2 separate regions of the Homo sapiens genome follow, and region 2 is linked to region 1. The links are chromatin contacts, found by Hi-C or POLR2A ChIA-PET in ENCODE. All regions are on one chromosome and are shown on one strand. The core of a region is the stretch at or near the end of the contact, and the rest is flanking DNA. Distances in the headings are between cores, read along the strand shown. Region 1 overlaps LOC102723944 (a long non-coding RNA gene). Region 2 overlaps LOC102723944 (a long non-coding RNA gene).

Region 1 (4,920 bases), core at 2,360-4,859:
CTATCACATGCAAAAAAATAGAAGCGATGTACATGCCTATACTATATATGCATAAAATTTCTTTAAAAAGCTGTCTGGGGTTTGGTGAACACATAACAGTCTCTAACACAAATTGTATAAAGCTGAAGCAAGGCGCTGGTTACAGATAATGATCTGAATATTTCAAAGGGGGAGTTTTAAAAGAACCGAAACCAGATGAAACTGATTATCTCTCATAATACCCAGATAGAAAGACTGGCCCAGGATCTTCAAGGAAGTTTGTTGCAATCAGGGCCCAGTAATTTCATTATCAGAGTGTCGCTGATTGCTGATCCCAGGAGGCCACCTGGGATGGCGTGATTACCCTGCAGGGGCTGATGAGGTTCCACCAAGAATGCAGCAGGTGCCCAGGCTTCCTGCTCTGGGGACTAATGCTTAATTGGTAGCTGGTTGGTTCAGGAGGTGGCGGGTTGGTTCCCAAGAAGCTGATGTCAAGGGTTTTATTCGTATGGGCTCTGCGTGGGTTCACATGGGCCCTTGGTCACATGGGATTCTGGGCAGGGGAGCTGTTTGGGGTGGATGGTTAGAACAGATCTTGGTGCTGTTACCTTCTCTGTGCCTCGATTTCCATCCCAGCTCTGCAGTCATCCACTTACTCAAGGAGGGTCAGTATTAGGTCTGTCTCCCTGCTCATTCTGCCTGCATGCAGTAAGCCAATCACTGTGACAATGGGCTTTGCAAAGAAGAAAGGGTTGATCCATGAGGCTACGAAGCAAGGAGGCAGGAGAACAGGTCTCAAATCTGCCTCCCCAAAAGTCAGGTTAGAGATATATATGGCATAAGGAAGCAAGGTGATCTGAGGTGTGGGGAAAGGTGACTGAGGGTGAAGAAAAGCGAGGTAATTGGCCATGTGTACATGCATAGTCAAGCTTCATGGCTCTTCATGGCTCTTCCTGGCTCTTCATAGGCTGCATGTTCAGAAAATGGTGCCCCTGAGGGGGCAGTTTTTGGCCCGGTGATCTCAAAAGGTCACCTCTCAGGCATTCATGCAGGCCTAGTTGAAAGGTTGGTGGTCTCAACTGGTTTAATCTGGACAGGACCTGCCCCCTAGTTCCTAAAAAACAACTTTAAGTGACTGTTACTGTAGTGACCCACTGTCAGAGATGTTATCTATCAGGAAGCTAGAGGGAGTTGAGGCAGGTGCTTTTGGCTCTGTGACTTTTAGCTACATAGGTTAAAAAGCTGACAAGAAGCAAGTGATTAGAAGCATGCAAGGCAGGTTACATTTGATGGGCTTAATCAGATTAGCCCTTGGTTTCACGCCCAAAGCCATTCCTTCACTCAACACCCCCACGGCTTGCCACGAGCTGGGAACAGGAGAAGTGGGAGACGCTCTTGTTTCCCGGACTTGACAGTCTAATGGGAGAGACAGACACAAGCAGACACGTGTCATGTGGGCAATTCCTGCCACGCTAGAGGGGAAAACACGGCACAGCATAGGAACCCCAAGAAGCTCAGGAGTGTGACTGTCCGAGGGACCACGTTTGATGGTTTACAGGGAAATCATCTGTCTAGGACAGTAGAGAAGCTTTTCTGGGAAGGGCTGTTTAATATACGAATAAAGAGTCCTGAATGTTGGAATTAAGATCCTCGTCAGTAGAAAACTCCTTAGACGCCTCAACATCTGGGAAACATGGCAGATGCCCTGCCCCTAATTTCTCACCAGGTTTCTCCTTCTCGTCTTCCAAAGCTGTGCCTTAACTTCCTCGAAAGACAACATCAGTGCTGGCGGGCCTCAAGAAGAGCCATCCCAAGGTATTGACTAGGCATCAGCGTCTTCACCAGGGCAACACAGAACATCCCTGCAGAGTTCCTGGTGGCTGCAGTGGCTGGTAGGGGATGTATGCCTGCTTTCCATCAGATTCCCAAAGCGGAGCCCCTGGAGGCTTTGGCCCATGGCCCTGAAGCTCCCTTTCACAAGGAAGAAAGACTTTGCAAAGCCAACACCACTATTGGAGAGAAAGTGGAGAATGTGTATTAGAAGTACTAGTCTTTGAAGGCAAAACAGCTGTATAGAGTGAGCTTAAGTGCTGGATCCCTGTGGTTAGGAAGGGACACTAAGCCTCCGGGATGTGAGAGTCCCATGGAAGGCAGTAGGCCCAGGATAAAGCAGGTGTCAGCTCAGAAAGCCCACCATCACCCAGAAAAGGGAAGAAATACGCTACCACCATCACTCTTTCTGCCAATGACTTCTTTGCACACCTCCACCCTATCTCCTGGCTCAGTCTCCCATGTTCTCATAGCTAGGGAGGTCTCCATTGTAATTTGTATGGGGAGGTTAACCTATAGGCCATTCTGATGATCCCAGCTCCCTTTCACTACAACCCCCGTCTGCATCCTTTGCTTTGCAGTAGGATTTGAGAGAGGAAGGATGAAGATGTAGCCACAGGATACATTTAAACAGGCACAGAGTTTGAGGGGTGGGGGGGAACAAAAGCAAAACAATAAAACCTTCACCAGTCATTAAAGAAATGAAAATGAACCTTTTGAGATTGTCAATTTTTATCTGCTAAGTCAAGAAAAGCTAATTTAATTCCTGGCAATTTCACAATAAAAAAAATTGTGCTAGCTCTTGGTGGCATTGTAAGTAGTTAAAGGCTTTTTGGGAAGTAATTTGAAATACATCAAGTCTTGAAAATGATTATACCAGTGGATCCAATCATCTCGCTGGTGGAAATTCATCTGAAGGAAATGATTCAGTGGAAAAAACAACCCGTCTACACTTGTTGCACCTAAATGTCCAGGAATAAGGGAATGACAGAAGAAATCTCAGCACATTCTCTGAATGGAACAGAAACCGAGCGTTTGGAACTAGAATTGCGCAGACTGAATTGAATATGGAAGTGGCTTTAAATGGCATGTTAGGTGGAAACACTGGATGTCTGGTTGAAATTTGGTAAGACACACATTCCCATGGTCAGAATCGGAAAATTTCAACAAATGAAAATCATGGGGTTCACAAAGAGGTGTTGTGGGTTATAGAAAGCTATTTTCAAAAATTTCTTTAATGATTCAAAATTGTTTTTCAAAAAAAGTAGAAGATTTAGAAACATGTATTTTAGGAAGTATGGCCCATGGTGTCTATTGGAAAAAAAGTGGAAGACCTGATGCATTGCCCAAGGGGAACTTCTAGCTTAAGATTACACTGATGAGGACTGGGAAACACTCAGGCACTTTCAGGCACGCTGAGTAACAGGGGTGTCCTTTTACACAGAGACAAGGTGCTCTGTGGTCCACCCTTTACTTGGATCCCCAGATCAGCATTCTCATCAGGCAGAAGTAACCAGAGGAGGAAACAGCATTTCTTCAAAGCTGAAGAGAGCTTTTTGGAGGGGAAAATAAAAAATCCTAGGAACTCCTTGCATGACTGATGGTTTGAACAATGGCTTTGCACCCCAAGACCAGCCTGGCCTCGTGGTTGTAAATCTGGGGGCCGTTGACAAACGGTTTCCCACCTTGGGACTTGAGTCTGCAGTTCAAGAGTCACGTGGGCCTGCCTGAGCCGCAGGGCTTGGCCCCTGTGCTGAGCACAGGCTTCTAGAAGAAGGCTTACGGGAAAGGAAATGCTCGGGTTTCACATGAAGGAGGGTGTGTGTGGAGGGGGCAGGGCGGGAGCAGGAGGGAAAGAATGGTCCCTTTCAACGCAGACAGATGCAGTCTGGCTCAGAGTCAGCCCGGTCTCAAAAAAAACCCAAGTGGTCCAGTAACATTTAAAAATCTGCACACATTCTCAGTTGTATTTTAAATACCGCACAAGGACAGACAATAAATGTGATGGCTTTTCCATCCCCTGCATGTGGAGTGCCTGCCATGTCCTGAAGCTCTCAGCATACTGGCACAGGGAGACACATGTACATGCCCACGGTGGGTGTGTGTAAATGCTACCTACAAACACGAGTGCACACCCACACACACCACTGCAGCACACATACTTCCATTCTCGCCTCAGAAAGCTCCAAGCCTGCAGTTGATCTAAGTTTGGCATGGGCTGAAGGCCACACTTGGAACGGCTGCTTGGACTGTTTCTGAGCAGAGTGACAGGCACAGCTTCTAAGAAAACGAATTCCTTTTTTATCGTGCTGGTAAATGAAGATATCAATCGTTGGTTTAGAAGCTATGCTGCAGGGAAGGACCCAGCCCTGATGCACGCCTTCAGGCTCTAGGACAGAATCATTCTGCTCACGAGCTTCCAGTTTCTAAGTGTTCATTCCATGATGGAGAAAATGACATGGAAAATAGGAGTCACGGGGTTTCCAAGGCTCAGGGAGGGGCTTGCTCCCGGGTGCTCCCATCCTCATGGTCCTTTCCTTGATGTTGTGGCTTATTCAGGTGTTCCTCACTCAGGACAGCCCAGAGCGGCAGATCTGGGCCAGGAAAGGCCCTGGGGTGTCCCACTGGGGAGCCAGCTAGACCTGGGTCAGAGGGAAGCCTCTGTGAATCAGGCACTGTCACGTCAGCCTCTTGAGGACGGCAAATGCCTCATGAAACTGTTGCCTAATGGAAGGCAGTGCGCGTCCTGGGCAGGGGTGGCTCTGCTGCCGGAGGGTAACCTGGAGGGTTGAACTGGGGTGGACGGGAAAGGGGCAAGTAAAGTGTCCCGTGCATCTGCTTTATCCCCTAACCAGCCTGCCAGGAAAAGTGGACAGACAGGTGGGGCTGGGGGCCAGAGAATCGCTGAAGGGCTCACAGGTGGGACTGGCTCAATGGCCGTCCCCAGGCCAGTGGGGTCTGGGTGGGTGCTCACAGCTGCTGGAGAACAGGCCCTGGAATCACACAAGAGCCCAGGAAGCAGTGCGGGGCTGTATATTTATGCACTCCTCATATATTCTCCCGGGACAGCGAGATGTTCTACCGGGAACAAACAGGAGATGCAGAGCCCTG
Region 2 (4,806 bases), core at 742-3,241, 46 kb after region 1:
CCTTTCCCTCCCTCCCTCCCTCTCTCTCTCCTTCCTTCCTTTCTTCTCTCTCTCTCTTTCTTTCTTTCTTTTTGATAGGGTATCACTCTGTCGCCCAGGCTGGAGTGCAGTGGCATGATCTTGGCTCACTGCATCCTCTGCCTCCTGGGTTCAAGCGATTCTCCTGCCTCAGCCTCCCGAGTAGCTGGGATTACAGGCATGTGCCACCATGCCCAGTTAAGTTTTGTATTTTTAGTGGAGACGAGGTTTCACCATGTTGGCCAGACTGGTCTCAAACTCCTGACCTCAGGTGATCTGCCCACCTCAGCCTTCCAAAGTGCTGGGATTACAGGAGTGAGCTACTGCATCCGGCCCTCGAACTTCTTAATATGATAGCTCAGGACTTCAAGACAGCAAGCATGGAAGCTGCAGTGCCTCTTAAGGTCTAGGCCCTAGCACTCTCACCTGTCATGGCTACTGCATTCTCTTGGTCATAATGAGTCATAATGCCATAATCTCAGAAGGGGAAAATAGGCTCCGCCTCTTGATGGGAGACATGTATGTGCATTCAGAGACAGGGGGACCTTTTGGCTACCGTCTTTGCAGATGTTCTACCACAATTCCCAACCCGAGAGACTTCATTTTGTGTGTTAAGTGCCATACTGTAAGATGTGGGAACACAGTAAATGCTCAAAAAATAGTAATTGGCTGATTGTATAGGTGCCTCCTCACGGTAAGAATAGCACAAAACAGGAAGGTGACATTGGCGACATTGAGAGTTAAACTTCACAGTTTTTTCAAGAGTTTTGTGTCGAGTCCAGTGATGTTAAGGCCAACTCTACCAGTCATGATGAAATCTTTCACTGGAGCACAGGCTCAAACCAGTGCTTTTAGTCCAATTTATTAGAATAAAAATAGGTTAAAACAAAATCTCACTTCTCCTTTTGTAAAAACATCTGCTTCCCATGTCAGACAGCTACAGGTCATTCTGTTTCAGCCAGCATCAAGTTCTGTCACTTCCATCTACTAGACAGCCCTCAAATCTGTCTGTTCCTCTACCTGCATTCCTCATCCTCTTACCTCCGACCTTCCTCACTCATCGTCCAGCCTCCAGACATGCTTCTCTTCCACAGCACAACCAGTGTCATTTTTCTAAAATGCTCATCCTACATGACACTCTTATGCCCAGAGGATGAAGTCTCAATTGCTTAGGAGAGTGCCCAAAGGCTTTTGGGATTTAGCCCTGCCTACGTCTCTGGCCGCTTCCACCTCTGCTCTCCACTTGAATTCTTTACCCCAGGCATGCATGTTTACTTATAGTGTTTGAAATTTTCCTTGAATGTGCTTTTCTGTTTTAAGTCTCTGTACCTTTGCACGTACTGTCCCATGGGCCTGGAATACCCCTCCCCAACTTCTAACATCCACCTGATGAAAACTCCTATTAATGCACACATCAGCTTTTCAAGGCCTTGTCGCACACCAATCCATGCAATTGCGTAAAATGATTTAAAGATAACATTTCTGAGCAGTTTCAGGCTGCAGTAATATTTAATGGTATATCACACAGAGTCACAGACATTGTTGGGTCCTGCACAAAAGCTGGTCCTCCTTTCAATCCTTGCTAAAGGACTTTGATTTGGCTCAGCTTCTCACATTCTCTGTGCTCACCAGGGGCTCAGAAGATGGGTGAGTGGGACCATGTTAGGAGTGATGGGAGCATGTGACTTTTCTCAGAGTGGCCAGAAGATTAGCATCAGGTCAGGGAATGCAGAGGGAGGCTGGGAAGGTAGGCTGCTGTGATGTTTCCAAAGCTCTTCTGTATCAAAGAATTTGGGTGGTTTTTCTATAAAGCCACTCCTCAGCACTCTCATGCCCTAGCCATGTGGATAGACCCCTGTGGCTGTGTTTGTACCAGGCTGTGACCCTTCTGATTAAGGTCACATAGCTGAGCAGTGCTCCATAGCTCCAGGGCTGGACTATGCCAGTATGATTACTCTCCTAAGAATTTGGAATTGAAACTGGAGTCACTAAGTCTTAGTCAGAGCTTGAACTGGGAGGACACAAATTTTGGGAACTGAGTAGAAGCTGTCTTTTGCCCTCTGCATTGAGAAGCACAGAAAAATGGCCCAGAGAGAGACAGACAGACACACAGAGAGAGTCAGAGACAAACTGAGACACGATTAGGGACTGAATTTTGTTTCACTCAAATTCGCATGTAGAAGTCTTAATCTCCAATGTGTCTGTATGTGGAGATAGGGTCTTTAAAGAGATAATTAAAGTTGAACCCAGTCATAAGGGTGGGGCCTTGACCTAACAGAGCTGTGTGTCTAAAGGAAGAGAGATACTGGCCGGGTGAGGTGGCTCACTCCTGTAATCCCAGGATTTTGGGAGGCTGAGGCAGGAGGATTGCTTGAGTCCAGAAGTTTGAGACCAGCCTGGGCAATGTGGTGAAATCCCATCTCTACAAAAAAATAGAAAAAAATCAGCTGGGTGTGGTGGTGCATGCCTGTGGTCCCAGCTACTTGGGAGGCTGAGGTGGGAGGATCACCTGGGCCCAGGAGGCAGAGGTTGCAGTGAGCTGAGATTGCACCATGGCACTTCAGCCTGGGTGACAGAGTGAGACCCTGTCTCAAAAAAAAAAAAAAAAAAAAAAAAAAAAGAAGGGACATACCAGAGATATACCAGAGATGGACATGGCATATGAGGACACAGCAAGGAGGTGGCCATCTGTAAGCCAAGGAGGGAGGCCTCAGAGAATTCACCCCTGCCCACACCTTGATCTTGGACTTCCAGCCTCCAGGACTATGAAAAAATATAAGCCCCCTAGCCTGTGGTATTTTGCTATGGCCGCCCTGGCAAACTAGTACAGACACAGAGAGAGAGAGACTGGGCCACAGAGAAATAAAGAGAAGCAGGGACAAAAACTATGGGATGCCAGAGATTGGTGTGGGAGAGCTGACTGCCCTGGTTGTAGAGGATTTCCATTTCCTGCTTCTCATCCCTTATGGGGCGTGACTATACTTCTTGTCCTTGGGTTCTGCGGGGCTCCCTCTGTATCCTTGTGGTAGCCCATATTTTTCTGAAGCTACTTCTAATGAGTTCCTGTTACATCCAAGACAAAGGCAGAGGCACATGTAGGAGGTAATGATTCCAGCTTTCAGCAGGCTGAGTTTGCAGTACCAGGTGGAGCTGCCCAGTAAGCAGCTCAGGACCGACCTCAAGGCAGAAGAAAGAGCCTACCAGAACCTCCCTGGGACCCAGCCCCATGAAGAAAAGGGCCATTCTATCCCAACCCTAGCCCTAGAACACAGTAGGCGTTCAATAGTCATTTATTAAATGAATGAGTGAAGATGGATTTGCTACATAGTAATAGACATTGCTTTTCGCAGTTGAAGGTTTTGTGAGACCTCAGTGATTCCTGTTTGGAGCAGCAGCTCTCTTGTTAAAGCACCGATAAGGGAGGAACAGAAGGCACAAGGGATTGGGCTTATCATGTACAGACTTCAGAAAAGTCCCTGAAAGATTCTTTTTTTATTTTCTTGCAAATTCCTTTCACAAAATCCCCAACATTAGCTAATTTTCTTCTGTTTTTTGTTTTTTTTTTTTGTCTTTCCTAAAAATGGAACAGGATAACCAGTTGTAGTTCAAAGTCTCTTTTAAGCATTTGATCCTTGAACTTCAATAAACATACACTCTGAACTATTGGAATTTATATTTTTTTTAAGAATTAACATTGGTTAATGACAACCTCAGCTCAGAAATGAAGCTCATTTGAATTGCTTTTTTTTAGGCTGCTTAATGAATTTCTGAGACTTACCTGCTTTCCAGGTATTTTTTCTTTGAGCCTAAAGGCCTAAAATGCAACTTAAAAAACAAATTAGGAGGCATGGACTTACCAATAAGTTTAGTTGGGTGCAGAGGTTTGGGATGACTTTATAGACCTCCAACTACACCGAGAGAAAAGCTGAGGAAGACTAAAGAGACCAAATTCCAGAAGTAACTGATTTGGAAAAGACTCAATGAAAGATTGAGGGCCCTAGTGGTTGTTCTGGGGCTTAAGAAACATAAGTGCTTTTGGCCACTTTACTTGCTTTGAAAACCACACAAAATAGTTTTTCCATTTTACTTAGGGTTTGGAACCTCTGTGTTCAAAATAACTTCAAACAGATGTGTTTGATGTCAAACATTCTCCCAAAAGACCACGCCTGCTCCTTTGCAGGGGAAAGTGACACGTAACTCCTGGAAAACAGTCTTTTATGTGATAGTGCCATTTATCTTCTTTCTCTCCAGATTGGGAAATAGTCAAGCCTGAGTCAAGTTAGCCACAACTGGCTTTGAAAACATGTGCTGAGTTTCATAAAAACTGAAATACAAAATTGAATGTGGTAATTCAAAGACCAAGAGTTTGAGGGAAGAAGGCAGGAGAGGTAGGGAAAGGATATAATATTTGAGAGAGAAGATCTGCTTGAAAGGCTCTGGATTCTGTCTGTGTAACTTGACACTCTATGTAGTTGTCTATTAGTGTCCTCTGTAATGGGGATTAGGCATGCTGGTCTCATTCCAAGGGACGTAGTGTAACTAATATGTGGATGCACACCACCACTACCTCCACCTGCACCATCATGACTATCACCACCACAATACCACCTTCACCACAACCACTGCCACCACCAACATCATAACTGCTAGCACCACCACCACTGCCACAAACACCACTACAACCGTCACCATTGCCCATCACCATCACCATCACTACTATCACCACTACCATCACCATCTCTACCACCACTATGACAACACTGTCATCACCATCATCACCATCACCAC

What was found. Hi-C counts contacts between places; a loop is a spot of excess contacts on that map. ChIA-PET counts read pairs that join two places held with the same protein, here RNA polymerase II (POLR2A). Pooled maps may share reads with other maps.
Region 2: a loop to region 1 is called in a map with no recorded cell type, with 4 times the contacts of the local background. The contact joins two enhancer-like sites. A Hi-C loop is called at or near these places in 1 of 168 maps with a recorded cell type or tissue (naive thymus-derived CD4-positive, alpha-beta T cell), 2 of 37 single-sample maps with no recorded cell type and 1 of 50 pooled maps. POLR2A ChIA-PET finds 5 or more read pairs at or near these places in 5 of 52 experiments (CD4-positive, alpha-beta T cell, GM12878, H1 and 2 more).

The regions. Positions count from the first base shown.
Region 1 is chr6:1,525,965-1,530,884 of GRCh38, reverse strand. All of the region lies in intron 2 of LOC102723944 (a long non-coding RNA gene), which reads left to right. Among named protein-coding and RNA genes, the nearest start is that of FOXCUT, 77 kb to the left of the region's middle. Within about 2 kb of position 3,609, at least 13 of the 41 ENCODE cell types and tissues checked have a DNase peak (open chromatin) inside an H3K27ac peak, as active enhancers do.
Region 2 is chr6:1,478,641-1,483,446 of GRCh38, reverse strand. All of the region lies in intron 3 of LOC102723944 (a long non-coding RNA gene), which reads left to right. Among named protein-coding and RNA genes, the nearest start is that of MIR6720, 91 kb to the right of the region's middle. Within about 2 kb of position 1,991, at least 6 of the 41 ENCODE cell types and tissues checked have a DNase peak (open chromatin) inside an H3K27ac peak, as active enhancers do.